Linked DNA regions of Homo sapiens: region 2 is linked to region 1. Evidence: read pairs that join two places in POLR2A ChIA-PET (ENCODE). Cell type or tissue: Panc1. All regions are shown on one strand. Links, peaks and the distances in the headings refer to the core of each region. The heading gives the core; the rest is flanking DNA.

Region 1 (15,241 bases), core at 4,524-12,523:
ATAGATTCAGGTTTGCCAGGGGATGAGTAGGGGGAAAGGGAATTGACTGCTAATGAATATGGGATTTCTTTTTATTTTGGAGACAGGGTCTCACTCTGTTGACCGGGCTGCAGTGCAGTGGTGTGATCTCAGCTCACTGCATTCTCCATCTTCTGGGCTCAAGTGATCCTCCCAGCTCAGCCTCCCCAGTAGCGGGACTACGGACACACACCACCCTGCATGGCTAATTTTTGTATTTCGCCATGTTGCCCAGGCTGGTCTCAAACTTCTGGCCTACAATGATCCGCCCACCTTAGCCTCGCAAAATACTGGGACTACAGGCATGAGCCACCTTACCTGGCTGAGGTTTCTTTTGGAGTTCTAAAAACGTTCTAAAATCAGATCACAGTGATGGTTGCATAACACTATGAACCTACTAAAAAACATTCCATTATATATTAAATTGGTATATTGTATGATACGTGAATTATACCTCAATAAAGTTGGGGGTTTTTTAAACCTTACTGCATCTAAAGTTTAATAAATCAAATCGGGGTGTTCAAAAGACACTGTCATCTAGAAAACAGGCTACATTAATGGGTATGTGTATATAAACTTCAAGTCATTTATAAGAATCTTTAAGCAATTCATCATGTTTCTGTCTTTTTACTCATTACATAAAATGAGTATCTTATCTCCTGTGCATCTGAAGTGATACCGGCTACGTACTATCCTTGGGAGAACTGAAGAGGTTCACTCAGTTTTCTGTAGAGGTTATCTGTGGAACTCTCATTGATATATATTCTTTTTAAATAGAACATTTATAGAAATTGACTACATACCAGATCATAAAGCAAGTTATAAAAAATTCAAAGAACTGGTATCAGGCATATCGCTTCATCTGTCAACAATGCAATCAAGCTGGGTGTACTGGCTCATGCCTATAATCCCAGCACTCTGGGAGGCTGAAGTAGAAGGATGGCTAGAGCCCAGCCTGGGCAACAAAGCTAGAACCTGACTCTACAAAAAACTTAAAAATTAGCCAGGCATGGCAGCATGTGCCTGCAGTCCCAGCCACTCAGGAGGCTGAGACAGGAGGACCGCTTGAGCCTGGGAGGTCAAGGCTGTAGTGAGCCATGAACATGCATGCCACTGTACTGAAGCCTGGATGTCAAAGACTTTGTCTCAAAAAAAAAAATGCAATCAAGTTATAAATCAATAAAAGATAACTTCTGTAAAGGTCAGCCACAAAAAAGTCTACTACTGTGCTATTTACTTATAATGTACACAGTGCATGTAATGCATATATATACACAGTCACTTGACAACGTTAGCTCACAAGAAAATGAAATGAGGTTGGATATATGCTTGCATGCTGCCAACAAATTTCCTTATTAAATTTAATACATTAGGTTCTCAAAAACTGTATATAATCAATCATATTTAAGAACATTAAAGAGTTTGCTATTTAAAGGATTCAGAGTAAAACCTTTTGTACTATAATTATTGCCTAACTTGTCTGCTCTCGGTTCTTTCAAAAGCTTATTCTGTATATAGCACAGTGTTGAATGCACTATCACTATCTAGGAGCGTACAATCCATCAGAAGCTTGCATGATGCAAAACAATGCAAGAAAGGAATTTGGTACTCTGGTCAATGCCAAGGTCAGCATTTCCCCAAAGTGTTCTTCTAATTCAGCAAGCCAAGGCCTGGAACCAGGCCATGGCTTTCTCATCATTGTGAATTTATCCTTGAGCAGTTTCTGAAAAAGAACTTCAGCAGAAAAATGAGCTTTAATCACCTAAGGTGAATAAGTAGCTTAAAAACCTGAAAGACAACCAATAATCTTCCTAATAAATAAAATGGTGGGCCAAGTCATACCTCTCCCTTCTCTTCTCTGCACTAAATATCACAAAATGACTTGAGTCTTTTTTTTTTCCAAAGGCAAGGTCTCATTCTGTTGCCCAGGCTGGAGTGCAGTGGTATGATCATGGCTTGCTGCAACCTCGACCTCCTGGGCTCAAATGATCCTCCCACCTCACCCTCCCGAGTAGCTGGAGCATGCAACCATGCCCAGCTAGTTTTTTGGAGACGTAGGATTTCACCATGTCGCCCAGGCTGGTCTCAAACTCCTGGGCTCAAGCAATCCACCCGCCTTGGCCTCCCAAAGTGCTAGGATTATAGGCATGAGCCACCGTACTGGCCAAGATGTTTTTTAAAAGACTCAATTCTCAAATACCTTACTTGCGTAGCCTAGGCAGTAAGATTAAGACTAAACCAAGCGTCCATTTCTTACACTGTGATATTTTTTCTTCCCAGTTCCTCCCACCCTGCCTAGTCTTCTTTTCACACCTGGACACAGTACAGGCAACACTATATTCTTTGCTTATGTGTAAAAAGGGCATGACCTTGCCTACTTTTAACTGTCACCACTCATTTGCTTGAGAAAAAATAGTTATGTGTGAATATTAAATTAAATATTATTATTTTTTTTTTTTTGAGACAGAGTCTCGCTCTGTCGCCCAGGCTGGAGTGCAGTGGCCGAACCTCGGCTCACTGCAAGCTCCACCTCCCGGGTTCACGCCATTCTCCTGCCTCAGCCTCCCGAGTAGCTGGGACTACAGGCGCCTGCCACCACGCCCGGCTAATTTTTTGTATTTTTAGTAGAGACAGGGTTTCACCGTGTATGCCAGGATGGTCTCAATCTCCTGACCTTGTGATCTGCCCACCTCGGCCTCCCAAAGTGCTGGGATTACAGGCGTGAGCCACCGCGCCCCGCCAATTTTTTTTTTTTTTTTTTTTTTTGAGACAGAGTCTCACTCTGTTGCCAGGCTGGAGTGCAGTGGTATGATCTCGGCTCACTGCAACCTCCACCTCTCAGGTTCAAGTGATTCTCCCGCCTCAGCCTCCCGAGTAGCTAAGACTACAGGTGTGCACCACCATGCCCAGCTAAGTTTTGTATTTTTAGTAGAGACGTGGTTTCACCATGTTGGCCAGGATGGTCTCAATCTCTTGACCTCGTGATCCGCCAGCCTCGGCCTCCCAAAATGCTGGGATTAGGCGTGAGCCACCGCACCCAGCCCCCTAAATATTAAATTTTAATTTAGGCTGGACTTAGTGGCTCACATCTGTAATCTCAGCACTTTGGGAGGCCAATGTGGGTGGATCACTTGAGCTCAGGAGTTGGAGACCAGCTGGGCAACATGTCTCTACAAAAAATACAAAAATTAGCCAGCCACAGTGGTGTGTGCCTGTATTCCCAGCTACTAGGGAGGCTGAGGTGGGAGGATGGCTTGAGTCCCAGGGGCAGAGACTGCAGTGAGCCAAGATCACACCACTGCACTCCAGCCTGGGCAACAGAACCAGACACTGTCTCAAAAAAAAATTAATTTAGATATTGATTATATTGCCAAGAGATATGTATGTATTAACTTATACATAAGTATCTTTGGTACAACTATACCATTTGTGAGTGTGCAAGGCCCTGCTACATCTCGTTCTATTAGTAGATTCGTAAGAGGGAAGAGGTGGGAATTACTTCAGTACATTAATATACAAGCTTGAGGTTTGAATTACATGAACCTGACCAAAGCTGACAAGCGGGACTTCCAAAACCCCAAGAGTTCCTTTGTAATTCAACCCTGAGTGGCTAATAACATGAGAAAGAATTTTTGCTCTCTGATCACAAAATGAGAATGTTGAATTATACAACTGGAGCAATAACTATGCACACCAGGACTGGATGGAGCACAGAACACAGGGGTGAAGATGGTGCCTAGCACCAAACTCCCATGCAAACAGACTGGGGTCATTGGAAGCTGGGCATGAGATAGGGTAAGATTTAACAGCTAAAATAAAAACAACAGGTTAAATACAAAGCCAGATATAGTAAGAATGTACAGAAACATTATGAAGGCCAACAAAAACAGCCTAAAGAAGGAAGAGGAGTGTTCACGAACTGGCTAAAGTATAAAAACCAAATACAAAAAAAAAATGTAAAATATTTTACATAAAATATAAAAAGCTGCCGGGCGCGGTGGCTCACGCCTGTAATCCCAGTACTTTGGGAGGCCGAGGTGGGCGGATCACGAGGTCAGGAGATCGAGACCATCCTGGCTAACACAGTGAAACCCCATCTCTACTAAAAATACAAAAGAAAAAAATTAGCTGGGCGTCTCTAGTCTCAGCTACTCAGGAGGCTGAGGCAGGAGAATGGCGTGAACCTGGGAGGCGGAGCTTGCAGTGAGTCGAGATCGCGCCACTGCACTCCAGTCTGGGTGACAGAGCAAGACTCTGTCTAAAAAAAAAACAAACAAACAAACAAAAAAATATATAGATATATATAGCAAACACCCTTTAAATGAAAAGACTTTCCCTGGTCATCATGTTCCACGCACTTTGTACTATACACATAAACACACATTACTACTAATCCCTCATTTGGCCAATGCTGAGGGCCTGCTACGAAAGTCAGGCACTGGTCTAGGCACTTGGGATGTGCCAAAGCAGACAAGGGTCCCCTTGTGGAGCTTAGATTGAAGGAACAAGACAAATTATACCATAACAGATAAACAGATTATATGGAATGATAGAAGGTAGAAAGCACTAAGGAAAAGTTAGAAAAAGAGAGCAGGGATGAGGGCTTCCAATGGGTGAGGCAGGCAATCCAGCAGACCCAGTTGAGAATGTGAGATGTGAACTACACCTGGTGGTGGTGGTGGTAGTGGTGGTGGTGGTGGTGGTGGTGGTGGTGGTGGTGGTGGTGGTGATGGTGGTCATGGTGGTGATGGTGGTAAGACCAGGAGGAGTCAGCCCTACAGATATCTTGGGAAGAGGTTTCCAGGGGGAGCCCTCCAGGAAGAGGAAATAGCTATGCAAATCAATGAATTGAGAAACATAAACATGTTCTAGGCTTTATCACTAAAGCAAATATCAGACTTCTCCCACTCACTCATTCATCTTTAAAAGGTAATTTTTGGAAGGGGAAAAAAATAAGTACCAACACCCAGATTTTACAGAAACCATTCTAAAAACAAGCCACTGATTTAAAAACTTATCTACCTCTTTCAGTAGATAAGTGAATGTTTTCCTGAGCTGTCCAACAGGGGGAAAGATGATCTTGCAGGCAGTAATCCCAGGCCAGGTGCACCCTACCCAGCCTCCAGTGAACAGATTTTCACTCCCAACACCTGAAGTACCTCTAGTTTATGAATAACAGGTAGATTTGTCTTTCTCATTTGCAAAGTATTATTGATACCCACATTTATGCACGCTACAACAAGGACATTTCTGTGGAGAACAGGAATCAATTTATTCTAGTATCAACACAGTTAAATAATTTAAAAAGTGAATTCACAGAAAATATTTTGTCCTCATCCAACACTAGCTGGTAGGGGCCAGGGATGGTTTTGGATATCACTTGAGATGTCAAAAGATGTCTAAATCAACTGTCCTGATTTTATCTATAAAGACTGAGGGGGCAGAGATATAATTCAAACATACATGATTCTTGAATTTACTTGTCTCCTACTCTGAATGAGTAAAAGTTAATTACTTACCATCATGAAAATAGTTCTTTCTGATTCTATAAAGTTGCACCATCTCTGACATTTGAGGTAGCTTACTAATTAAAAACAAAGGTTCTCAATATTTCAATTTTTTTTCCCTGCTCAGTTGAGCTGCAGGAAATGGAAGCAGTTGAATGTGAATATAAATACGGATGTCCTTAGAGAACTGTTGTCATAAATTACATGATCAGGAAAAGAGCAAAACAATACAAAAGATCATAATCTCAAAAATCTCCTATTGCCATCGCAGAAAACAGGTAATTTTTATAGAAATGGTGTTGATAATAGCTGTTACACTAATAAATAACAGTGACTCCAAGTTCCCTGGACAAAGGCTATGATTACACCCTGTCAAGCTTTCTATGTTATATTATACGAATAGCTGGTTAAAATGAAGAAATAATGAAATCAGACCATCCCTTCAGGGGAAACAATTGCAGTGTTCAAGAGTTGTTTTTTTGTTTTGTTTTTTGTTTTTTTGAGACTGAGTCTTGCGCTGTTGCCCAGGCTGGAGTGCAATGGCGCAATCTCGGCTCACTCAACTTCCGCCTCCCAGGTTCAAATGATTCTCCTGCCTCAGCCTTTCAAGTAGCTGGGATAACAGGCATGCACTACCACACCCACCTAATTTTTTGTATTTTCAGTAGAGACAGGGTTTCACCATGTTGGTCAAGCTGGTCTCATACTCCTGACCTCAGGAGATCCACCCACCTTGGCCTCCCAAAGTGCTGGGATTACAGGCGTGAGCCACCGTGCTCAGCCTGTTCAAGAGTTTTTAAATTTTAATTTTTTTTTTTTTTTTTTGAGACAGGGTCTCACTCTGTGGCCCAGGTTGAAGTGAAGTGGTGCCATCTCGGTTCACTGCAACCTTCACCTCCAGAGCTTAGGCAATCCTCCCACCTCAGCCTCCTGAGTAGCTGGGACTACAGGTGCAGGCCACCATGCCCTGCTAATTTCTGTATTTTTTTGGTAGAGATGGAGTTTTGCCATGTCGCCCAGGCTGGTCTTGAACTCCTGGACTCAAGCAATCTGCCCACCTCAGACTCCCAGAGTGCTGGGATTACAGGCCTGAGCCACTGTGCCCAGCCAAGAGTTTTTTTTTTTTTTAATGTTTATATGTGTTGACCCAATACTTCTTCTAGGAATCTACCCAAAAGAAAGACAAAAATGTGTCCACTCAATGGGAAAGGATAGGAGAGGGGGGAGAGGGGAGGGGGAGAGGGGAGGGGGAGAGGGGAGGGGGAGAGGGGAGGGGGAGAGGGGAGGGGGAGAGGGGAGGGGGAGAGGGGAGGGGAGAGGGGAGGGGGAGGGGGAGGGGGAGGGGAGAGGGGAGGGGAGGGGAGGGGGAGGGGGGAGGGGGGAGGGGAGGGAAGGGGATCTGAAGACATCTTGGAAGATGCTGGTAAAGGATTATCATCAAAGCTGCAACTGAAAGAAAGAATAAAAAAGGGAAAGGAGATGTTTTATATTCTCATTAGAGAAAGGAGAGCAGGCTGCTTTGTAAAAGCATCCATTTATAGATGACCAGAGAGATGACGCAGTGGCAGTCACGAGGAATTTGGTGTTGCAAAAGGATACATTTTAGAGCAATGTGAGAAGTAGTGGAAAAGCCAGGTAAAATAATATGTTCCAGAAGTCTCTAAGAGGAAGAGGATGGAATCAGGGGGTTGAGGGAGGGAAAAGGAGGGTAGTGTGAGGGAGGAACAGAAGGCAGGCCAACAAAAGGACTTGTGTTAAGATTCTCCCTAAGGGTGTAAGTCTAGAATTAAAACTACTTAACTTTTTTTAAATATATATATTCAAGAAGGCCACATCTTGTGATGAAGGTTGAATCCAATGTTTCCAAGACAGTATCATCCTTATTACCTTAATTATGTGGCTAACCCAGTTTTTATAAATGATCAGGATTCCTGGTCTCTCCTTCCTCTAAAGGAAAGAGAAAAAGTCCTTTGCTCAGTAATGCAAAAGTGGGGTAGGTGCAAATGACTTGACGGCATTAAAGAAACTAAATCAAACTCATATTTAGAAATTACTTGAGTTATTTCTGAAACTTACATCAGTCAGTCATATGGCTGCTCTGGACCCAACCTGAAGGAATTAAGTGTGACCCCGTTCAGTTCAGCAAGCGTGCTCACTTTATCTCACTAAGTTTGCATAAAGAAAAGGAAATCTGAAAGACTGAAAACAGCTCAGCCAATGAGTAAAACTATCAAAAGAACTTGACTGTTCAGTTTTCATCCTTCTCCTTAATTGTGAGAATTCACTTTAATGCATACTTTATGTGCACAAAGACTGAAAATGTAATTACAAAAAAAGCAGCTCTAAAATACTATTAAAGCACTCTGTTGTTTCGGCTAAACAGGAGTCGGCAGTCATCACACACTTGCCAGTCTGTATCACTTGTGACTCAGTCAAGGACTGAACAGGAAATGTGCATGAGCCACCCTCACTGACTCCCATGTGCTGTGTTCTCCTCCTCTCAAACTCCCCCAGATCCATCAGACAACACGCATCCCATCCTCTGATTCAAAGAAGTGATGCTCGTTTGTATTAACGCTCCTCCATGCATAGAAGGGCTCAGCACCACCTAATGGTGCTATATTAAGGTAACACTCTTATTTTTAACCTTTTCCCTGTTTAGAATAATCAAAAAAGTGAGATAGCTGCTGTCTGCGTACTCCAGTTATTTGCCCAATGGATAAACTAAGAAAATTATTTAGATGAAGTACTATGATACTGACAAAGATCCAAAGATTTCAATATAAGATGCCAGATTTTCAAATGCCTTTTCTTAAAATATTTTTTAAATGATTTAAGTAGTTATGTTGTCAAATAATTAATAGTTTCCCCATTCCAACATGTGCTATTGAGCCCTTAAAAAGAATGAAGTAAATCTACATATGTTGACATGGAAAGTTCTCTAAGATAATTATGTGAAAAACAAGGTGCAGAAGAGTTTGTGTAGTGGAGTGCCTTGGTATAAATGGTGTCTCTGGGTATATATTCTTGTTTTGCCTAAAAGGCCATAGAATTCACAAAAGACTGGGGAAATTGGTAAGTTTCCCTACCTACATAACAAAAAAACTAAATTATTTCTTTTAAAATTTAAATTTCTAAAAGAAGTTAGTGGAAATATTTACTCATATAAATATCTGACTACATTTAAAGTAAATACTAATGATTCTTTCATAAAAAGTAATAACCACCAAGTTTTAAGGAAATATAACTAACCAAGACAAGTGACAGCTATTTTTAAAAACACGTAAATAAGATTTATCTAAATATCTTGGGTTATCCAACTCCTTAGTTACCGAATTCTCAGTCTATTTTTTTCATCTGTTTATTTATTTATTTAGAGACTGGGTTATGAGACTGGCTAAGTTTTGAATTTTTGGTAGAGGTGGGGTTTCGCCATGTTGCCCAGGCTGGTCTCAAACTCCTGGGCTCAAGTAATCCACTGTCTCAGCCTCCCAAAGTGCTGGGATTACAAGTGTCAGTGACGGCACCTGGCCATGAATTCTGTCTATTTTAATTCCACTTGAAAACTGTCTCTTTTAGGATCATCCAAACCAGGTCAACCTTCTGAGAGGTTCCCAGTCCTGGAGACAGGTCAAAAGTGAAGCTCAGACTGGTCTGGCACTTATACAGCCATTAGGAAGAGATGAGCAGAAAAGCTCTAAGATTCCACAGCCCAGACTGGCTATGGATATTAACGACCTGCCTCCAACCATCCATACCTGTTCTTTTGTTAATCTGTTTTTACCACCATGCAAGAGAGACAACCAAACTCATACAGTCAAAACTGAGTCATAAGACCCTCTCCCAATTTTTTATTTTTTGTTTCTACTTATAATTCTTACTTTTATACTTCTAAAACAATTCTATCCCTGTTAAAGACTCCTTTCGATATACTAAGTTTACTTACAAGTAAATTTGGAAACATGGAACTTCAACTACAAAGCACTCATAAATGACCTTGAATTCTTCTTACATGAACCAAAGTCTTACAGCCATGGACTTCTCAGACTAGAATACTACATGAAGATGGGAGCACCTATTGGCAAAGTATGATCAAATTATTCTGCTTTACTGAACATTATAAATTCCTTACATACAGCAGAAAGATATGTTCCAGGAACTACTGGAGATCACAAAGGTACAAAGAAATCCTACTCCTTGAGGGTGATAAGGCAAGACTGAGAGTGGAGGAGGAGACGGTGGGAGCACTTCAATATATTCCCAGGAGGTCACGTGCCAGAGGCTATTTATTTACTTTCTCATACATTTTTACTTGAGTCCATGGGAGATTTTACTTCTATGAATAAATGGCTTATTTTATAATGTAAATCAATACACAGACTTGTTGCTGAATACGTTCAACTGTCACAAAGTAAGAAAACTGTTCTAGAGGAACATGTATGTAGTATTCTCCTCAATGGCCACATTAAATATAATCTTGACGTACTTGATACTTTCTGTTAATAAAAAACTGGCTGGGCTCAGTGGCTCATGCCTGTAATCCTAGCACTTTGGGAAGCCAAGGCAGACAGATTGCTTGAGCCTAGGAGTTCAAGACTGGCCTGGGCAACATGGTGAAACACCACCTCTACAAAAACTACAAAAAAGCCCAGGTGTGGTGGTGCATGCCTGTAGTCCCAGCTACCCAGGGAGGCTGAAGTGGGAGGCAAGTTGAGGCTGCAGTTGAGCTAAGCTGTGATCGGGAGCCATTGCTCTCTAGCCCTGGTGACAGAGTGAGACCCTGTCTCAAAACAAATAAATAAATAAATAAATTTTTAAAAAATGAAAAACCTTACCAGTTTACTCTCCTAGCTAAACAGATTCACCACCACACAAAGGGTCAGAGAATGTACGACTGTGTGCACGACTAGCTTGCAAACACGCATCACCAGAGTCAGCATGGTTTTGCTCTCATTATTAGAGCCAATGGCTGTGAATGTGTTTATTCCTTTTAAAATGCAAGCTTGAGCTTAATTTATATGGCCAATTTAACTTAACAGTAGTATGAAAATCATTTTTAAAACATATCATGTTATTCAAAGTAGATATTTCTTTCAATAAAAAGAAAATGTCAAAGCACATAGTACTACATTACAGTTAAATGCAAAAAGGTGAATCTTGGAATCTGCAGGACAAGCCCATTAAGAGTTGTCATTCAAACCTGACAGTTATTTCACATTGTTAAAATAAGCCAGATAACGCTACCTAAAAACTAGTAATGTGAAATAAAAACAGCAAAACATATAAACTGATATAATACCAAGACAGACTAGCAACGCACATTTTATTATATATAAAACCATAAATATCTTTTAATATGTAATATTAGAGGTGGGTTAAACTTTTTAAATATATTTTGATATTTTCGATGACTTTTTCCTATTTGACAATTAATGTTGAACTCTCAATTAATAATCTGATCATGTAAGCTGCTTCACACTTATATAAATGCAGTATACTGTTATGTAAGTCCTAAACTATATCATATGAGGTAATACACGTACCAAGCTTAACACTAATACGTATTGACTTTACAAAATTAAAGAAAATTCTGCTGAATTCTAAACTGAACCGAAACATCAGCCAAATACAAAAGAGTTTCTTTTCTTGTAAAGGCCTCATCAATAAAATTAAACCTAAAATAATTCTCATAAAATCCCTTGAGGTAAACACTATTCTTATAGGTATGGGAATTCATATCAAAGAGAAAATAGCTAAAGATGTCATGGTTCATATTCAAACTCAGGACATCTGTTTCTGTGCTCTTAATTATTGAGGCAGTGGAGAAGGGTTGGTTGGGCTTTGATACCTCACATTTAAAAAGAAACAAAGGAGGCTGGGTACAGTGGCTCATGTTTGTAATGCCAGCACTTTGGGAGGCTGAGGCGGGTGGATTACCTGAGCTCAGGAATTCGAGACCAGCCCAGCCAACAGGGTGAAATCCCACCTCTACTAAAAATACAAAAAAAATTAGCAGAGCATGGTGGCAAACACCTGTAATCCCAGCTACTCAGGAGGCTGAGGCAGGAGCATCACTTGAACCTGGGAGGCGGAGGTTGCAGTGAACCCAGATGGCGCCATTGCATTCCAGCCTGGGCGACAAGAGTGAAACTCCATCAAAGAAAGAAAAGAAAAGATAAGAAAAGAGAAGAGAGGAAAAGGAGAGGGGAGGGGAGGAGAGGGGAGGGGAGGAGAGGGGAGGAGAGGGGAGGGGAGGAGAGGGGAGGGGAGGGGAGGGGAGGGGACGGGAGGGGAGGGGAGAGGGGAGGGGAGGGGAGGGGAAGGGAGAGGGGGGGGGAGGGGAGGGGAGGGGAGGGGAGGGGAGGGGAGGGGAGAGGAGAGGAGAGGAGAGGAGAGGAGAGGAGAGGAGGGGAGAGGAGAGGAGAAAAGAGTGTATTCCTAGTAGGAACTACTGATTTCCCAATAATGCCCACATCTCATCTCTACTTGTGGCCTTAGGTGATTCAGTAATCTCTGATGGGCTCTTTCTCATCTGCAAAATGGGTGGAATAATTTTTAGGTTGGGACATATCCTTAATGGACTGCTTTGTGTTTCCTTTTTTTTTTTTGTTTTGAGACAGAGTCTCGTTTTGTTGGCAGGATGGAGTGTAGCAGCGCGATCTCAGCTCACTGCAACCTCCGCCTCCCGGGTTCAAGTGACTCTCCTGCCTCAGCTTCCCAAGAAGCTGGGACTACAGGTGCATGTCACCACGCCTAGCTAATTTTTGTATTTTTAGTAGAGACGGGGTTTCACCATGTTGGCCAGGATGGTCTCGATCTCTTGACCTCGTGATCCGCCCACCTTGGCCTCCCAAAGTGCTGGGATTACAGGCGTGAGCCACTGCACCCAGCCAACAAGTTCTACATTTTTAAAAGACTGAACTCCACTCTGGTCTTAAACCAGGACATTAAGTCTAGGGCTATACACAAGTTCTACTTATTGTATGGGTTTTAATTCCAGCCAAGTATATAAAACAATGAGAAAGGCTGTAGAAGCATAAACTTAAGTTTAGCTCAAACTGAAATTTGGTTGCCTTGTGTGCAAATTCAGGAAGTACGGAGAATAGGTCTAATGGCAAGGACTAACACTGACAACTTGTCATATTTAAATTCTCCAGTGAACAGGTCAGCCATCAGTGCCTAGAGAATATGACAATGCCCAACTGCTTTGGAGTTCAAAGAAAGGAAGAAAACCAACATTTAGAAGCACCTATTACTGACAGGCTAGAGGCTTTCAGGTGCACGATCTTATAAAAAAGCATCATACTATTAGTTATGAACCACTAAAGAAAATAAATAATCTGGCCGGGTGCAGTGGCTCACAGCTTAATCCCAGCACTTTAGGAGGCCGAGGCGGGCAGATCACAAGGTCAGGAGTTCGAGACCAGCCTGACCAACATGGTGAAACCCCATCTCTACTAAAAATACAAAAATTAGCCAGGCGTAGTGGCGTGTGCCTGTAATCCCAGCTACTCAGGAGGCTGAGGCAGGAGAATTGCTGGAACTCAGGAGGCGGAGGTTGCAGTGAGCTGAGATCGTGCCACTGCACTCCAGCCTGGGTGACAGAGTGAGACTCAGTCTCAAAAAAAAGAAGAAAGAAAATAAATAATCTAAAAGTTAAGGCCCGGCGCAGTGGCTGATAACTATAATGCCAGCACTTTAGGAGGCCAAAGCAGGAGGACTGCTTGACCCTAGGCAACAACATGAAACCTTGTCACAACAAAAAAAATTAAAAATTAGCCAGACATGGTGGCACTTGTCTGTAGTTCCAGCTACTCAGGAGGCTGAGGCAAGAGGATTGCCTGAGCCCAAGAGTTCGAGGCTGCAGTGAGCTACGATGGTGTCACTATACTCCAGCCTGGACAACAGGCTGTCTCTAAAAAAATAAAAATAAAGATCGGCTGGGCGCAGTGGCTCACGCCTGTCATCCCAGCACTTTGGGAGGCCAAGGCAGATGCATCACTTGAGGTCAGGAGTTCGAGACCAGCCTGGTCAACACGGTGAGACCCCCGTCTCTACTAAAAACACAAAAATTAGCTGGGCATGGTGACACATGCCTGTAATCCCAGCTACTTGGGAGGCTGAGGCAGGAGAATCACTTGAACCCGGGAGGCAGAGGTTACAGTGAGCCAAGATCGCACCACTGCACTCTAGCCTGGACAACAGTGCAAGACTCCATCTCAAAAAAAAAAAAAACACACAAAAATAAAGAAATAAAAGTTAATAAACAATATCGTTTTAGTCCCCTGATACGTAAAATAGCAGCCAGAATGCAAAAACTCTCATTTATACAATGTAGTATAAGAATTTTATCATATGGCTGGGCACGGTGGCTCAAGCCTGTTATTCCAGCACTTTGGGAGGCCCAGGTGGGATGACCGCTTTAGTCCAGGAGTTGGAGACCAGTCTGGGCAACATGGCAAAACCATGTTTCTATTAAAAAAAAAAAGAAAGAAAGAAAGAAAGAAAAAGAAAAATTAGCCAGTGTGGTGTCAAGTGCTTGTAGGATACACTCAGGAGGCTGAGGTGGGAGGATCACCTGAGCCCAGGAGGCAAAGGATACAGTGAGCTGAGATCATGCCACTGTACTCCAGCCAGGGAGACAGAGACAATGTCTCAAATAAATTAAAAAAAATTATCATGCATAATTTGGATCTCACCCCCAAGAATTTTAAAAAAGGAATACAATGGGGAAAAGATTAGGATTTAAAAAAAAAAATCAGATGGGTAAACAAAAAGAAAAATCAATATCATAAAAGGCTAGAATAACTTCAGGTTCAAGAATTGGGCATTAAATTTAGCTTCTAGTTTCTTGGCCTTCAAAGTCCATGGAGAAGTAAAACAGATTATTGAATTCCTGCTCTTTGAAAAAACTGTCTTAGCCTATTTTGTGCTGCTATAACAGAAATCTGAGACTGCACAATTCATAAAGAACAGAAATTTATTATTCACAGTTATGGAGGCTGAGAAGTCCAACAGCAAAGCATCTGGTGTCTGGTAAGGGCCCTCTTGCTGAGTTTTCAAAGGGCAGAAGGCAGAAGGGCAAGCTAGCTGAACCTGTGTGAAGTCTCTTTTATAAGGGCCTTAATCCCACTCCCAAGAGAGAAGCCCTCATGGTCCATTCACCTCTTAAAAGTCCATCTCTTAAAAGTATCACATTGGCAACACCTGAATTTTGGAGGCAACACATTCAAACCATAGCACACAGAAATCTAACTTGAAAGTGGAGTTTCCTAGATGGGTTCTGGTCTATAAATACACTAAAATTTCATAACATCAAATTTTGATCAATCTACACATTTTATATTAAAGTCTAAATTCTTGTTTGTTTTTAAACATGCTTTCACTGGAAATGATCATAATAATGATCCTCTAGTAGCAGATGCTGTGACAATTAAAACAACATTCATGCCAGGCATGGTGGCTCTCAGCTGTAATTCCCAGCACTTTGAGAGGCCGAGGTGGGTAGATCACAAGGTCAAGAGTTCGAGACCAGCCTGGCCAACATGGTGAAACCCCATCTCTACTAAGAATACAAAAATTAGCTGGGCATGGTGGTGCGTGCCTGTAATCCCAGCTACTCAGGAGGCTGAGGCAAGAGAATTGCTTGAACCCCGGAGGCGGAGGTTGCAGTGAGCTGAGATCACGCCACTGCACTCCAGCCTGGGCAACAGAGC
Region 2 (15,241 bases), core at 3,852-11,851, 67 kb before region 1:
ATTTTTCCAAGTTTTTCTTTTTTTAGAAATCAGTTAACAGAATAAAGATATATTAGGTGATATAGACAGGTCACTGAGATGAAAATTAAGACACCAAAATGCACTGATTGTCAAGAAAAAAAAGGGAAAGATATCACAGACACATAATGTTAACACACATTACTTGGTGTAATTTGTAACAACCAATTAAGCAAAAGCAGAGATCTGAGCTGTATCTTTATCTGCAGATGTCACAACTCTTTAAAAAAACACACACACAAAACATAAAGCAGGGGCAAGCAAAAGCTACACTCTGTATAGTAGCATCTGCAGTGTATCGATAGCAGCTCAGAGTACCAATATCCTCGGCCTGCACACTCCAGTGTAGCAATATCACAGCAGCAAGGACAACAAATCCAGTCAAGACAAAAGTCCTCACTGATATTGGCTCAGTATAGATTTTGCTCAGGTTTAGTGTTTTTGGTTTAACAGAATATAGGTAACAATCCTGGGAAAAATCTAAGATGTTACATATTTTAACCTTTTAATAGATCGAATATTCTTCAGCTGGGATAACTCCACACTGAGACTGGTGTTATATCTTGCAGCTTGAGCATTGCTTATGGAAATAGCTATGGCTTCAGGTGGGCAAAACTACGCACCAATAATGCAGGTGTTATCTATTATTCCTGTGACAAATGTATTGCTGGTGTTTCCATCTTTTCCTCATTAACTGTCATGTTTTCTCTAATTCTTTTTTTTAGGCCATACTGAAAAACCTAACACAAACCATAAACTATTTCCTGGATACTGGGAGCCAAATGGAATGTAATTTGGGCTTCTTGGGTAGATCCAGCTCCTACCTATTCGAGTATTGGCAAATACATCAGCTAGAGACCCACTGGTTCCTTTGACCTCTCCGTGGGACAGCGTAGAAGATGCGGATGAAGAAGTGGACGATCCCTGAATTGAACGGTTGATCCAGGACTCAGCATTCTGTAAGCTCTGTTGCAAGGCAGCAGAGAGCGCAGCTTGGCGTCTCAGAGAGCCCTCATCCTCAGAGGCCGAAGATGTGTCTGTGTGGAATTAGAAAAAAAGAAGTTCTCGATCCTACCTAGAACAGAGACTTTTCAGTTCTTGCTCATTGATCACACATTCAGTTTCGACACCAGCAAAACATTCGCATTCTTAAGGTAGATTAATATGTAAAGTTTCTCAAGAATCTCAAGGAAAAGTCTATGGACCAAAGCCTACAAAAATAAAATAGCCTAACTCCATAGGTAATTTTTAATTGTTTTCTTTTAAACTCTTTCAAAACATTTAAACTTTATTCCCTGCTTTTCTGTTGTAAGCTTAATCAGTATCTAAATTTTTCTAGTCCATCTACTTATGTTCAAATAATACTGAAGTACTTATATGTCTTCCTGAATCTCTTCTTGTGGTATGTTGCTACATTGATTTTGACAAAGTACTTATTAGTCTCTAAGGAAATGATCTTGACAGGGAGACATAAAAACTTAATTCTTGCTAAAAACGTATGTGCCAGGCCGGGCGTGGTGGCTCATACCTGTAATCCCAACACTTTGGGAGGCTGAGGCAGGCAGATCACCTGAGGTCAGGAGTTCAAGACCAGCCTGGCCAACACGGTGAAACCCCATCTCTACTAAAAATACAAAAAATTAGACAGGCATGGTGGTGCATGCCTGTAATCCCAGCTACTTGGGAGGCTGAAGCAGGAGAATCGTTTGAACCTCGGAGGCAGAGGTTTCGGTGAGCCACGATCGCACCACTGCACTCTAGCCTGGGCAACAGAGCGAGACTCCAACTCAAAAACAAAAACAAAAAACAAAAAACATACGTGCCAAACAGTGAGCTAGGTGCTAGGGAATGAAGTGGCGTAAACAATCCTTAGCCTGGACTTATTCATGGCCTTAGTAGGAAAGGCAGCCAGTCAGGGTGCACAGGTAAGCTTTCCAAGCATGACAGGAGAAGGCACAGCATCAGTATTTCTTTCTTTAATTTTCAGCTGGAGAAGAATTGTGAGAAATCCACTTATGTCTGTATTCAGCTTGGCTCTGACTTCAGGAAAATAGGCCTAAATTAGAAAAGCGTGCTGGGTGGGGGGTGGGTAAAAAAACTCAACCAAATATAGGGAAGCAAAAGCCGGGGAAAACAGAAGTCAGGAATTTATTTCAGGGTTCTAAGCTTATGAAGCACGCAGTTAAAGAGGGCATTTGGTCTAATGTGAGATAAACCTTTCTAAATGATTTCTGGGTGTTATGATTTACAACTTGTGGATTGAATTTCATTGTTTTTAAAAATTAAACATTCTGTGGTTAGTACTGCAGAACCCTTTCCGTCTAACTCAGGTGACACTGTAGGTTCATGTTCTGCTTTGGTTCAAAGAGCCAAATACATAACCAATGGGGCTGGAAAACTGCTGGCACCTCACAATGGGAACCTGAACCACAAAAGACTCATCTAATCTAGAAGTCAAATTCTGCAGGTCCAGAGCAAGAGAGAAAGTTAAAATAATGGGCCGGATGCAGTGGCTCAGGCCTGTAATCCCAGTACTTTGGGAGGCCGAGGTAGGTGGATCACTTGACGTCAGGAGTTCAAGACCAGCCTGGCCAACATCGCGAAACCCTGTCTTTACTAAAAATACAAAAATTAGCCAGGCATGGTGGTGCACACCTGTAATTCCAGCTACTCGGGAAGCTGAGGCAGACAAGAATCACTTAAGACCGGGAGGCGGAGGTTGCAGTGAGCAGAGATAGCATCACTGCCCTCCAGCCTGGGAGGCAGAGTGAGACTCCATTTCAAAAACAAAAACAAAAAACCCAGAAAGTTATATAATGACTATACCCTTGCTTCTTGTTCTGTACTACCTCCAACTTATTATTTCATATTGAGGAAGGTCTGAAGCCTGTGACTGTTTTTGCTTTTTAAAAAGTACTAATCACAACATGTGCCAGGAACTATGTCAAGTCCTAGGGGTTGTGAAGTGTATGAGTGCTTATGACACAGTAAGTGCCCTAAAAAGGCTTACAGGAGACACAGAAGCCCACAGATAATTTCAAAAGAATAAAACAGATGCTAAGAAACGGGAGTAATCAAAGGGTTTCGCAGGATGGGAACCAACCACAGTCAGGGATTTCAAGTACTTCTTTGTACATAGAGCAAAGACTTTGAAGAGTAAGGCAAAAAAATGAAAAAAATGAGGGTGGAGAGATAAATAGTGACCAGATCCCAAAGAGATAAAGTGATGAGGTCCATAAAGAAGAATGAGATCTATCATGCAAAAGGGGGGTGATTAAAAGAAAATTTAAAGAAAAAAAGAAGTAATCACATCTGTACCCCTTTAAGGAAAGCATTTTGTGTAATTTTCAGAAAATATTCTAACATTTCAACTGTACCCCGGGACACAAATATTCCTGTCTTAGCAAACATGTTAAAAAAAACAGAGAGGAAGTTGGGATAGGGCCCCTAGGATAGGTGAATTTGACCTTAAGAATAAAGTATTTTCAAGGTAAGTTATCTCAAGATTCCACAATCTCCATTGGATTTGTGGGCTGCTTTTATTGTATCATTTTATTGTATCATTTATATGTATTTTAATTTGTTTAAGTTTAAAATCAGAATAACCCAATTTTAAAAAGACAGTAAAACCAGTATTTTCATGATTAGGTTTATGGAAAATGGGTTTCATTATGTTTCTATATTGGATCAATTATGCAATTAGGTGTATTGTTTCAATTCAGTTACCCTGTTTGTCTGCCAGTCTTCAGTGTTTAATGACTTACAACTATGGGGCAGCTTAGCGTAGTGGAAAAAAACATGGCTTTGGTGTCAGTCTTCCATTCAAACTCTAGGATCCACCTCTTACTAGCTATGTGACTTGGGGATAAAATTACCCATCTGAGAAGACTGTTTACTTATTCGTCCATTTGACAAACACACTAAGCACTACAGTAGTTGGTAGGAATAAAAAGTTGGGCAAGAAGACATAGTCCCTATTCTTATGGGACTGAGATGAGTTAGAGGAGTTCAAGGCAGGCACCCAAGGAAGTAAGACCTAACCCAAGGCCTGATGGCTAAGTAGGGATTAGTTATGAAAGGCCCAGAGGTAGGGAGAGTGCAGCGTCAGGTAGAGGGGGCTGCACGCGAGAAAGCTTGGAGGGGACAGAAAACTTTTTAAAGATATTAAAGAAACAGAGACTAGCCAGAGCACAGATGCAAGACTGATAGTCATGGAGATGAGACTGGACAAGTAGGTAGCATTGGGCCACCAAGGGCCTTGTAAGACAAGCTAAGGAAACTTGCCTTTATCCTAACCATAGCTGGGAGACCATGAACAAAGACACTGTACAGAAAGCACCCATACTGGTGCCAGCCCATAGCACCTGGCCAATCAACATTAATTCCTCTTCTAATCCCCAGGAGAATGGTTAAAAGGAATGTGTATTTCTTTTTGATTTGGAATAACCTGAAATTTTTCCTAAGAGTAATTTAAATGGCTAATTGCTTCCTATAAACATGAAGGGAAAGATAGCAGAAACTGACTAACAGTTGGTAGAAGAAAATAATACTGTGCCAAATGATGCCACCTGAGAAATGAGGTGCTTACTATGAATAACTCAACCTATGGTCACAGATAAGAAACTATCCGGGTAAAGTTAAAAGACGATTATGTAGTGAAGTCTACATAAAATGTAGCACTGCTCTGGGATTGTATCTTTTTAAAAATCAAAACAAGGTCCCTTAAATATTATTTTAAAAGCAATTTGTCACCCAGGAAATTGTTATGAATTTGTAGAAATTTGGGCAAAATTAAATAATAGAAATTTATCATTTCCCTACTGATTCTGCTCTGATTAAAAATAAACTCATGACTGTTATCACTTATAAATAAAACATCTTCCCTAAGCTCTTATATATAACGAATACGCAACAGAAAACAATTCTGAAAACATAGTTTGCCTTTCAGTTTATAATCTGCTGTGATTTTAACAAGGCACCATTGAATACTGGTCACCAGAAGCCTACAATCCATCTATAACCAATTAGTAAACATATAAACAATTAGCATGTTGGCCGGGCGCATTGTCTCACGCCTGTAATCCCAAGCACTTTGGGAGGTTGAGGCGGATGAACTGCTTGAGCTCAGGAGTTTGAGACCAGCCTGGGCAACATGACAAAAACCTGTCTCTACAAAAAATGCAAAACTTAGCTAAGTGTGGTGGTGTGTGCCTATAGTCTCAGCTACTTGAGAGGATGGCCTGAGCCCAGGAATTTGCTAATTCCTTTTATTCTTTTTTTGAGACAGGGTCTCCTGCCTCAGCGTCCCGAGTAGCTGGGACTACAGGCGCCCGCCACCATGCCCGGCTAATTTTTTGTATTATTTAGTAGAGACAAGGTTTCAGCGTGTTAGCCAGGATGGTCTTGATCTCCTGACCTCGTGATCCACCCACCTCAGCCTCCCAAAGTTCTGGGATTACAGGCGTGAGCCACCACGCCCGGCCTCAGGCAAGCTTTTTTGACAGGTTCCTTTTTTCTAATTCACCCAACTGCTAAAGATGCAAGTCCCTCCAGGGATCTTAATTCCAGCTTGCAACCTTAGATGGGCCCAAGGTTTTATCATTATAGTTAACATTAAGGTCCCTGGCTTGCTGATTCTCCTCCCTACAGCCCAGCGGAAGTAAGCACCACCTCACCATTCTGATTTTTCAGTGTTCATCATTCTCCCTTGCTCCTGTATACATTTTTTAAAAAGCTGGTTACATTTTACCCAGTATTTCTAAAAGAACATTTTCTTTCCCCTATCTTTCTAGGAGATAATTTTCAGGTTATCTAACTGATATGTCTAAAAACAGAAGTCTGGGCAAGTTATTGAGCCTCTCTAAACCTGTTTTCTCTTCTGTAAAATGGGGTAGAAAACTGTTGAGTGAACTAAAAATGAAAAAAATATATGTTAAGCACTTAGCCCTTTGACTGGTACACTGAGGGCATGCAATAAATGGTAACCATAACATTACTCTTATCAGCAAACCTTAAATTTTACAATCAGGTATTGAAACAAATTCAACCGGATACAGTGGGTTTTTATTGTACTTTGGCTTAAAGAACACTGGATATTCACTAGTCTCCCAAGTAATTGTGGACCATTGGTCCTACCCCACACCAATCATAAAATACACTATTAAAATGATCTGACTCTATTAATTAGAGCACATTTATTATGGAGGTCTGATTTGCCAACTTTGTTTACTTTGTGGTTTAGGTTAAAATTAGAATATTTAGGAAAGACTCCCCAACCTGGTAAATCAGCAGGTATTCTAAGTTCAAATTAACTGACTGATACATATTTAGGACTATAACCATTCAGAAGACAACAGTTATTTAATTTGGTTGTAAAAATGCTCATTCCAGTACCATGCATACACGTGAGTATCTATTAGGGAAAGAGGAATTTTTTTTTTTTTTTTTCAGTTGAGGTTTCACTCTGTCACCCAGGCTGGAGTACAGTGCTGTGATTATGGTTCACTGCAGCCTTGACTGAAGTGATTCTCCCACCTCAGCCTCCTGAGTGGCTACAACCACAGGCACACACTACCATACCCAGCTAATTTTTAAAATTTTTATTTTATTTAGCACTATGAAGGAATTAAAAAAAATTATTTGTAGAGATGATAACTCTTGCTATGTTGCCCAGGCTGGTCTCAAACTCCTGGGCTGAAAGGATCCTCGGGCCTCAGCCTCCCAAAGTGCTGGGATTATAGGCATGAGTCGCGGCTATAAAGTAAATAGAATTTTCTAAATAAACATGACACTTCAGTGGAATAATGAACACAATCAAGATTTTGAGTTTGACACTTAATTGCTATTTGACCTGGGGCAAATTACTTAGCGACTATGAACTTGCTTATTTCCTTATCTCTAAATCTGCCCTTCCTACTTTACAGAGTATTTATGAGAAACAAATGACACAGGGCGGTCATTAGTATGTGAAAGTTCTTTGCATACCATAATGTACTATAATTCCATGAAGCATTATTAAAGTAGGTTAAAAGGATAATATCCCAATCTGTTGCTGGGTATCATTTTCATATATAGAAATATAGAGCAGGGTGTGGTGGCTCATGCCTATAATCCCAACACTTTGGAGAATCTCTTGAGCCCAGGAGTTTGAGGCCAGCTTGAGCAACACAGTGAGACCCCATCTCCAACTCTACAAAAAATAAAAATATTAGCCGGGTGTGGCAGCATGCACCTGCAGTTCCAGCTACTAGAGAGGCTGAGGTGGGAGGACTGCTTGACCCTGGGAGTTTGAGACTGCAGTGAATTGTGATTGAGCCACTATACTCCAGCCTGGGTGACAGAGACTGTGTCAAAAAAAAAAAAAAAAAAAAAAAAAAAAAAAAAAAACAAAAACCAAAAAAGGAGGGAAATTCTCCTTGTCTTCTGGCCCTATGAATTACTCTAGCTACTCTCAAGCAGAGTCCTGTGTGAGACAGACTTCTAAATTTAAGCTAGTTGAAATAGCTTACTGTGCTTTAGGGTCATTATGTGGTCTATTTGGTCATCTGTGCACTCTCAGAACGCAGCAAAGGGTAAGTCCACAAGGGTGCGGAAAAAGCTTAGAGGGAAAAAATATATGCTGTAGTTTTTGCGTTGTGCTTTTCCGTATGAATGAGTAATAGCATTACACAAAGAACCCCTACAAAGAAAGAGCTGAGGTAATTGCCTCATGACATTAGTAAATGATTTCAGCACATAAAGGGAACTGGATGGCAGTAATTCAAGCAGTCTAAAAGACTCTGAAAAAGGCCACAAGCACTAAAAGAACCATAGATTGCTACCAATTTAGAGAATTTAAATTTTCTAATTCACAAGATAGAAATTAGTGTACATAATTCAATAAGCAAATTTTAGGGTGACTGACATCTTATCAGGTGATTTGTGAACAAAAGACAAATTATTTCCCATGCCAACTATTTACCATATTTTCCAGACTATATGATACTATAAATAAAGCCAAAATATCTGACATATTTTACTCCTTAATCCTTTTTATTAAATCCCTCAAAAAGAGCAGCTCTAAATTTTCATCAGTTCAGTAATTCAAACAGTTACGTATTGAGTGCCTCCCAAAGAAGCTGACTGGCTGGTGCACTCTAGAAGTTATCCCAGAAACCAGGTGCATACAAGACAGCAAGTGCAGAGTGACAGCCTTGACCCAAGATGTGCTTTATGATGTATGCTGTAACATCTCAGGCAGTGTACAAAGAAAGATGCAACTAAATCCTGTAAAATATTAGGCTATTAGGCTAATTTTTCCCTGCAAGAGTGGTACAACTTTTTGTTTGCTTTTTTTTTTTTTTTTTTTTTTAAAGAGATGGGGCCTCACTCTGTCTCCCAGGTTGGAGTACGGTTGATTGATCTCGGCTCACTGCAGCCTTGACCTCTGGGGATCAAGCGATCCTCCCACCTCAGCCTCTCAAGTAGCTGGAACAACAGACATGCACTACCACAGTCAGCTAACTTTTTAATTTTTTGTAGAGATGGGGTCTCGCTATATTGCACAGGCTGGTCCCCTCCTAGGCTCAAGCAATCCTCCCACCTCAGCCTCCCAAAGTGTGAAGATTACAGGTATGAGCCAACACACCTGGCCACAACTGTTTTATTTATTTATTTATTTATTTATTTGAGACGGAGTCTGGCTCTGTTGCCCAGGCTGGAATGCAGTGGCGCGGTCTCGGCTCACTGCAAGCTCTGCCTTCCAGGTTCACGCCATTCTCCTGCCTCAGCCTCCCGAGTAGCTGGGACTACAGGCGCTGCCACCACGCCCGGCTAATTTTTTGTATTTTTAGTAGAGACGGGGTTCACTGTGTTAGCCAGGATGGTCTCGATCTCCTGACCTTGTGATCCACCCGCCTCGGCCTCCCAAAGTGTTGGGACTTCAGGCGCTGCCACCACGCCCGGCTAATTTTTTGTATTTTTAGTAGAGACGGGGTTCACTGTGTTAGCCAGGATGGTCTCGATCTCCTGACCTTGTGATCCACCCGCCTCAGCCTCCCAAAGTGCTGGGATTACAGGCGTGAGCCACTGCGCCCGGCACCACAACTGTTCTTAGGTCACTTTTGTTTTGTTTTTTGAGATGGAGTCTCGCTCTGTCACCCAGGCTGGACTGAATGGCGCGATCTCGGCTCACTGCGACCTCTGCCTCCCGGGTTCAAGTAATTCCCCTGCCTCAGCCTCCTGAGTGGCTGGGACTATAGGAACGCACCACCACACCTGGCTAATTTTTGTATTTTTAGCCGGGACGGGGTTTCACCTTGTTGGTCAGGCTGATCTCGAACTCCTGACCTCCTGATCTGCCTGCCTCAGCCTCCTAAAGTGCTGGGATTACAGGCATGAGCCACCGTACCCCGCTTTAGGTCACTTTGGTAGCTGGCCAGAAGCTCATTTTTTTTTTAAAGACTTTAATGGCAATGATTAATGTAAGTTTTCTTCCTCCTCCCTTCCCTTGAACACAGCCTCGGCATCTTCTAAGCTTCAGTGTTTCTATGGCTATCAGAGTACATATGCGAGATAAAACCTATTCCACATCGCTGGGTTAGGCTGTAACAAGTTCTGGGAGATACTGATGTAGGATTAAGCTACAACTAGGCATTGGAAACAGCCAATTGGTAGCTCTTAAGATCTTGGAGAGAATGGAATCGATTCCTAATGTGGGAACAGCAAATTCTACTCCCTAAAATGAAAGGGGCTAATGGAAGCCTTATGATAAGAGTTCTTCCCAAATTTCCTCACTAGAGCAAAGTATTTGTCTTAGGCATGTGTGTAATTGTTGCATGACAGCATCAAGATATCCCATGTGGGGGCTGTGTGAGAAATCACTATGCAGGGTGCGCTCAATGTTTCCCCTTGTTGTGAGAGAATTCCTCTTCTATTTGACAACACAGATGTCCCTCACAGCACATGAAGCCTTCTCAGATACTACCCAGAGATCCCCAGAACAGGAGATAAATGGGTACAGAACCTTTTTATTACTCTGTTCTGCTGAATACAAGTCTTAGGAGAAAGGATTGTATCTTTGGAATCATGAAATTATTATGTATAAAACATATAATATGATCAAGAACATTAGGCCACAACGTCAAGGCTGCAGACAGAGGAGAACATTAGTGTCTAGAAATACAGAGGCCTATAGTTAATTTCAAAGGACTACAGTCTCATTCAGCAATGAACAGCTGCGATTTGTTTCTAGAGTTCGTGAATTCCCCTCAGGCAGTGACTTTTGTAAAAGCGGATAAAAAAGGTTTCCACTCCTTCTGAGCATTCTCAAGGTCTTTGCTGCATTCTCACATTTCACCCAAAGCCATAAGGGCAGCCTATTTACTCTGAAACTGCATGTCTTTGATACAGCTTTGGAGGGGATTATTTCCAAGAACTACATGTCATGCTGCTCCCTACCCTTTGCCATTTACTGCAACTGAACCCTCAGCCACACTGCAGTGTAATCTGCCAAAAAGGAATAGCTACTAAACTGAGAGCCCCCTTTGTCCATGAGGACCCAACTTGTGCTGTACTAATGTGGAAGGGAAACCATCCAAGATTTTCAATGAGTAGGTTTGAGGTATGCACCATTATAGACACAAACTGTCTTACTGTGATAGCCGGCTAGAGGTACCCTGTGATACATTTTGAGAAACACTTGAAGCCACAGAGCTATTTCTCTTTCAAACATGTTGACACCACAGATGTGAAGAAAAAAAGCACACACAGTAAATGAGCCCACAGCATACCCAAATGCTCTGAGAAGTTAGCCAAAACCGAGAAGAAAACTATTAATATTAATCTGGATCAGGGAATAGGATCAGTATGAACAGCTCAACAACTTGACAGCTGTGAATCAAAGTCAACCATAAGGCAACCTAGGAATCTCCCCAAAGACGTATTAAGTAGTTTAGGCCAAAAAAGTATGGGGAAATTTGTTCTCAAAGATTTCATTACCAGTAACATGAAAGTAGAAAGAGAGACACTATATTGAGGCTCTGAAATAGATTTACTATGTTTAGTCTCAAAGGCCTATATCAAGATCTTGTCTGGGATTCGATCTAAAAAAAATTTTTTTCGAGCTTCCACTAGAGAAGTTCAAAAAAAATTTTTTTTAAGGTTTTAAAAAAACTTTGGGAGAGATTCTGAACAGACAAGACAACTTAGATTGTTTCTAGTTATTCCTCAAATATGAAGTTATAACTCTTTAAATTTACCTTAGGGAGCATAAGGATTGAAGTCTGGTGAACAGGGATGGGATGAAGATACCTAGTTCTCACTGATCTCATGACCCCGTTATAAAAAGTAGATTCTTAAAAAATAAATAAATGTGTACAAAATACATTAACACACACACACATAAACACACTTATATACGTTTTGCAGGTCCATCACAACTTTGCATGATTGCTCTTCCATAATTGTTAATGACACAAAAACTTTTGTCCCAAGTCCAACAATTCTCATGCCTGCTGCAGAGACGAAGCATTTGGTTTAGGAGTACAAATGAATTAGATATATGACTACAAGTAGTATATTGGGTGACAATGAAAGTGGCTATTTAACACAGCAGGATTTTGGCCTAAGCTTTGGCCTGTATTTATGACTACATAAGTCTGGGGATTACAGCCAAAAAAAAAAAAGACTGGAAATTCAGAAGGAAAGTTTTTTTGTTTAGTTTTGAATAGTTTTACTCTTAAGACATCTTTTTGTGTGTTGTTTACGAGATGACAAGCAAAATCTGCCACCTCAGAGTGTTCTCTTACATTCCTCTAATGGCGGGGAGAAGATTCTGGTTCTTACCTCAGAAAAGAAAAAGCAGAACTTATTTCAGGAACATCAAGGTATTAACTGTCAGAGAGAAAAAGCTCTGATAAACCTACCAGGAGGTGTGCAGGCATCTGCAGGAGACTGAACAAATGTGGATCGCCTTTTGGTTGGCATGGGCAAAGCCATCTTCTGTTCTTTATGCTTTGCCAGTGCAGCCTGAACTGCTTCTGTGTGGATATCTGAAAAAGCAAACATTTGCATTTATTAGCTTCCGGCTCTTGAAAGTGTTTACCACTGTGAGCTGAACTATCACTGCCTCAATTGTTTAAAAAAAAAAAAAAAGGTAAAGGGGACGTTCAGATGATTTTTATTTATAATTTGATTAAGACCAATTAGAAATAAAAATCAAAAACAAAAATAAAAGAAGCCAGGGATAATTTTACGGAGGAGGAAAATGAAGTCCAGAATGATGTGTGACTCCTTAACACACCAGACAAAGAGTTGACAGAGATGTGGGGAGGTGGGTGGGGACAGAATACTGAGTCTAACATGCATCTGTGCCAAGCAGGAAATTCTGCCTCAAATGGAATGAGCGCTGTGCAGGTGCCTGGAGAACACTCATTATTTTTCAAGAAAAGAAGCTTAGGATTTTCTTAACTGAAAGAAAATTTCTTTCAAGTCTGAAAGAAAACTTGGTTGAGACCCCTCAGTTCTATGCCACAGGAAGAGAAGGATTTATTTTGATCTAGAAAAACATAAGGGCAGATGTTAATTGTTTGCCACTTTGGGCACAAAAAATTTCAGCTCTCTACTTGAATGTCTAATAGGAATCTCAAAATTAACACATCCAAACAAAACTCTTCATTTTCTACCCCCACTCCAAAGGTCACTCTATAGTTCCACAAAATTGAATCATACTGTACACAGTATTTTGTATCCCGCTAAAAAAAAAAAAAACTCTTACAAAATCTTACTGAGGTAGATAACAGCTGAGGTAGCTTCCTAAGTCACAAAAAAAATAGTTTCCTTTTGTCTAGGAATGGGCCTAATCCACAAACAAACTATCCTTCCATACCGCTCTGTAAAGTAAATATACCCCTTATAAGAGCTAGACCAATGAGATCCTCTTTTTTAAATTTAAACTCTGAATCAAGAAACTGCAGGTCCTAAATGGAATCACTTTAACGACAATGTGACAATGCCCTAGAAAGAAGGAAGGTTTTAAACTTCAAGGTTGAGATTCCCAGAGTTATCTCTCCTTTCTAGGGGTTTTTCAAATGTTGATTTGTTTCTATGACCTACCTCAGCTATTTAAGGTAGCCTATGTAAGTTGACCTGTTTTTTTTGAGATGGAGTGTCGCTCTGTCGCCCAGGCTGGAGTGCAGTGGCGCAATCTCAGCTCACTGCAACCTCTGCCTCCCAGGTTCAAGCCATTTTCCTGTCTCAGCCTCCCAAGTAGCTGGGACTACAGGTACACGCCACCACGCCCAGCTAATTTTTGCATTTTTAGTAGAGGTGGGGTTTCACCATCTTGGTCAGGCTGGCCTTGAACTCCTGACCTTGTCATCTGCCCGCCTCGGCCTACTAAAGTGCTGGGATTACAGGCGTGAGCCACCACGCCCGGCCAGCTTCTGTTTCTTGCAACCAAAAAACCTCCACTAATACAAGGAGAAACACCTCACTGTGTACAGACCAACAACATAACTTTTAAGGGCTGCATAGTATTTCACTGCATGAATGTGCCATGATTTACTTACACAATTCCTTATTATCAGATACTAGGTTATTTCCAAATTTTTGAAATTATTCATAGAAAGAATAATTCAGTATTTTCACCTTAGCACATGTCTAATTATTTTCTTAGAATTAATTACAAAAACTGCTGAGATCAAAGTATATGTACTTATTTCTTCAGAAATGTTTCAAACATATTTCCTAAAAATAAGGAATTTTCTCTTATATAACCCCAGGACATTATTCAAAATCCAGAAAAATTGGCCGGGTGCAATGGCTCACACCTGTAATCCCAGCACTTTGGGAGGCCTAAGTGGGTGGATAACTTGAAGTCAGGAGTTCAAGACCAGCCTGGCCAACATGGTAAAACCCTGTCTCTACTAAAAATACAGAAATTAGCCAGGCATGGTAGCACGCACCTGTAATTCCAGCTACTCAGGAGGCTGAGGCAGAAGAATCACTTGAACCCAGCAGGCGGAGGTTGCAGTGAGCCGAGATCACACCATTGTACTCCAGCCTGGGCGACAGAGCAAGACTCTGTCTCAAAAAAACAAAACAACAAACCCCAGAAATTCTTGTTTTTCTTTTTTTTCTTTCTTTTTTTTTTTTTTTGAGATGAGGTCTTGCTATGTATGCTGCCTAGGGTTGGTCTTGAACTGGGCTCCAGCGATCCACCCGCCTCAGTCTCCCGAAGTGCTGGGATTACCAGCCAAAATACAGAAATTCAACATTGATACAAACTATTATCTAACCCACAATCCATATTCCAACATAGTCTATTGTCCCAATAATGTCCTCTATAGGTTTTCCCTCCCACCTTTTTTCCTGATCTGGGATCTACTGGAGGAAATCCTACTTAGTTGTCCTGTCTCTTGATTCCCCTATAATCCAGAACTGTTTCTCAGCCTTACTTTGCCTTTTATTATCTTGATATTTTTGTACAGACTAGTTATTTTGTAAAATGTTCTTTAATTTTGGCTTGCTTGATATTTCCTTATAATTAATTTCAGGTTATGCAATTTGGCAGAAATACCATAGAAATAATTTGTTGTCTTCTTCTTTTTTTTTTTGTAAAGATGGGGTGTCACTACATTGCCCAGGCTGGTCTCCAACTACTGGTCTCAAGGAATCCTCCTGCTTCAGCCCCCAAAATGCTGCACTGGGATTACAAGCATGAGCCACCATGCCCAGCCAGAAATAATGTCTTTCTCAAAACATGATGTCAGGAGGTGTCTGCTCCACTATGGTAACATAACTCTAATTGCAAAGTTGGTTACTTTGGTCACTATGGTATCTGCTAAATAAACTCACTGTAAACTTAACCATTCTTCCGTTTGCAATTAATAAGTAATTCATGGGAGGATACTTTTGAGACTATATAAATGTTACATACTTTGTCAACCTTTCAACTCACTAGTTTTAGCATCCATTGATAATTCTTGGTGGAATCAACTTTTTTTTTTTTTTTTTTTTTTGTAAATAGAGATGGGGTCTCCCTATGTTGCCCAGGCTGTCTCAAACTCCTGGGCTCAAGGGATTCTCCTGCCTTGGCATCCAAAAGTGAATAGGATTACAGGTGTGGGCCACCACACCTGCCATTTTTTTAAAAAATATTTTTTATTTTTAATGGAACATTTCACGAGTTTGTGTGTCACCTTGCTCAGGGGCCATGTTAATCTTCCCTGTATCGTTCCAATTT

What was found. ChIA-PET counts read pairs that join two places held together with the same protein. Peaks named below come from ENCODE experiments on the same cell type or tissue, not always from the same donor. Only the 100,000 strongest peaks of a DNase experiment are listed, where the experiment ranks them.
Region 2: POLR2A ChIA-PET joins it to region 1 with 5 read pairs; 3 of 35 experiments call an interaction of 5 or more read pairs at or near these places.

Annotation. Positions count from the first base shown.
Region 1 is chr12:50,590,401-50,605,641 of GRCh38, reverse strand. All of the region lies in intron 1 of DIP2B (disco interacting protein 2 homolog B), which reads right to left. Among named protein-coding and RNA genes, the nearest start is that of DIP2B, 93 kb to the right of the region's middle. In Panc1, for the core only: a CTCF peak has its summit at 8,073; DNase peaks (open chromatin) are centred at 7,291 and 7,891; H3K4me3 peaks cover 1,062 bases; H3K27ac peaks cover 3,230 bases.
Region 2 is chr12:50,657,000-50,672,240 of GRCh38, reverse strand. DIP2B (disco interacting protein 2 homolog B) reads right to left here. Exons shown (of 38, transcript NM_173602.3): 4 at 11,922-12,047; 5 at 843-1,055. It also overlaps the pseudogene RNU6-238P. Among named protein-coding and RNA genes, the nearest start is that of ATF1, 99 kb to the left of the region's middle. RefSeq lists an enhancer at 10,778-10,837. In Panc1, for the core only: no CTCF peak of the experiment used is centred there; a DNase peak (open chromatin) is centred at 7,620.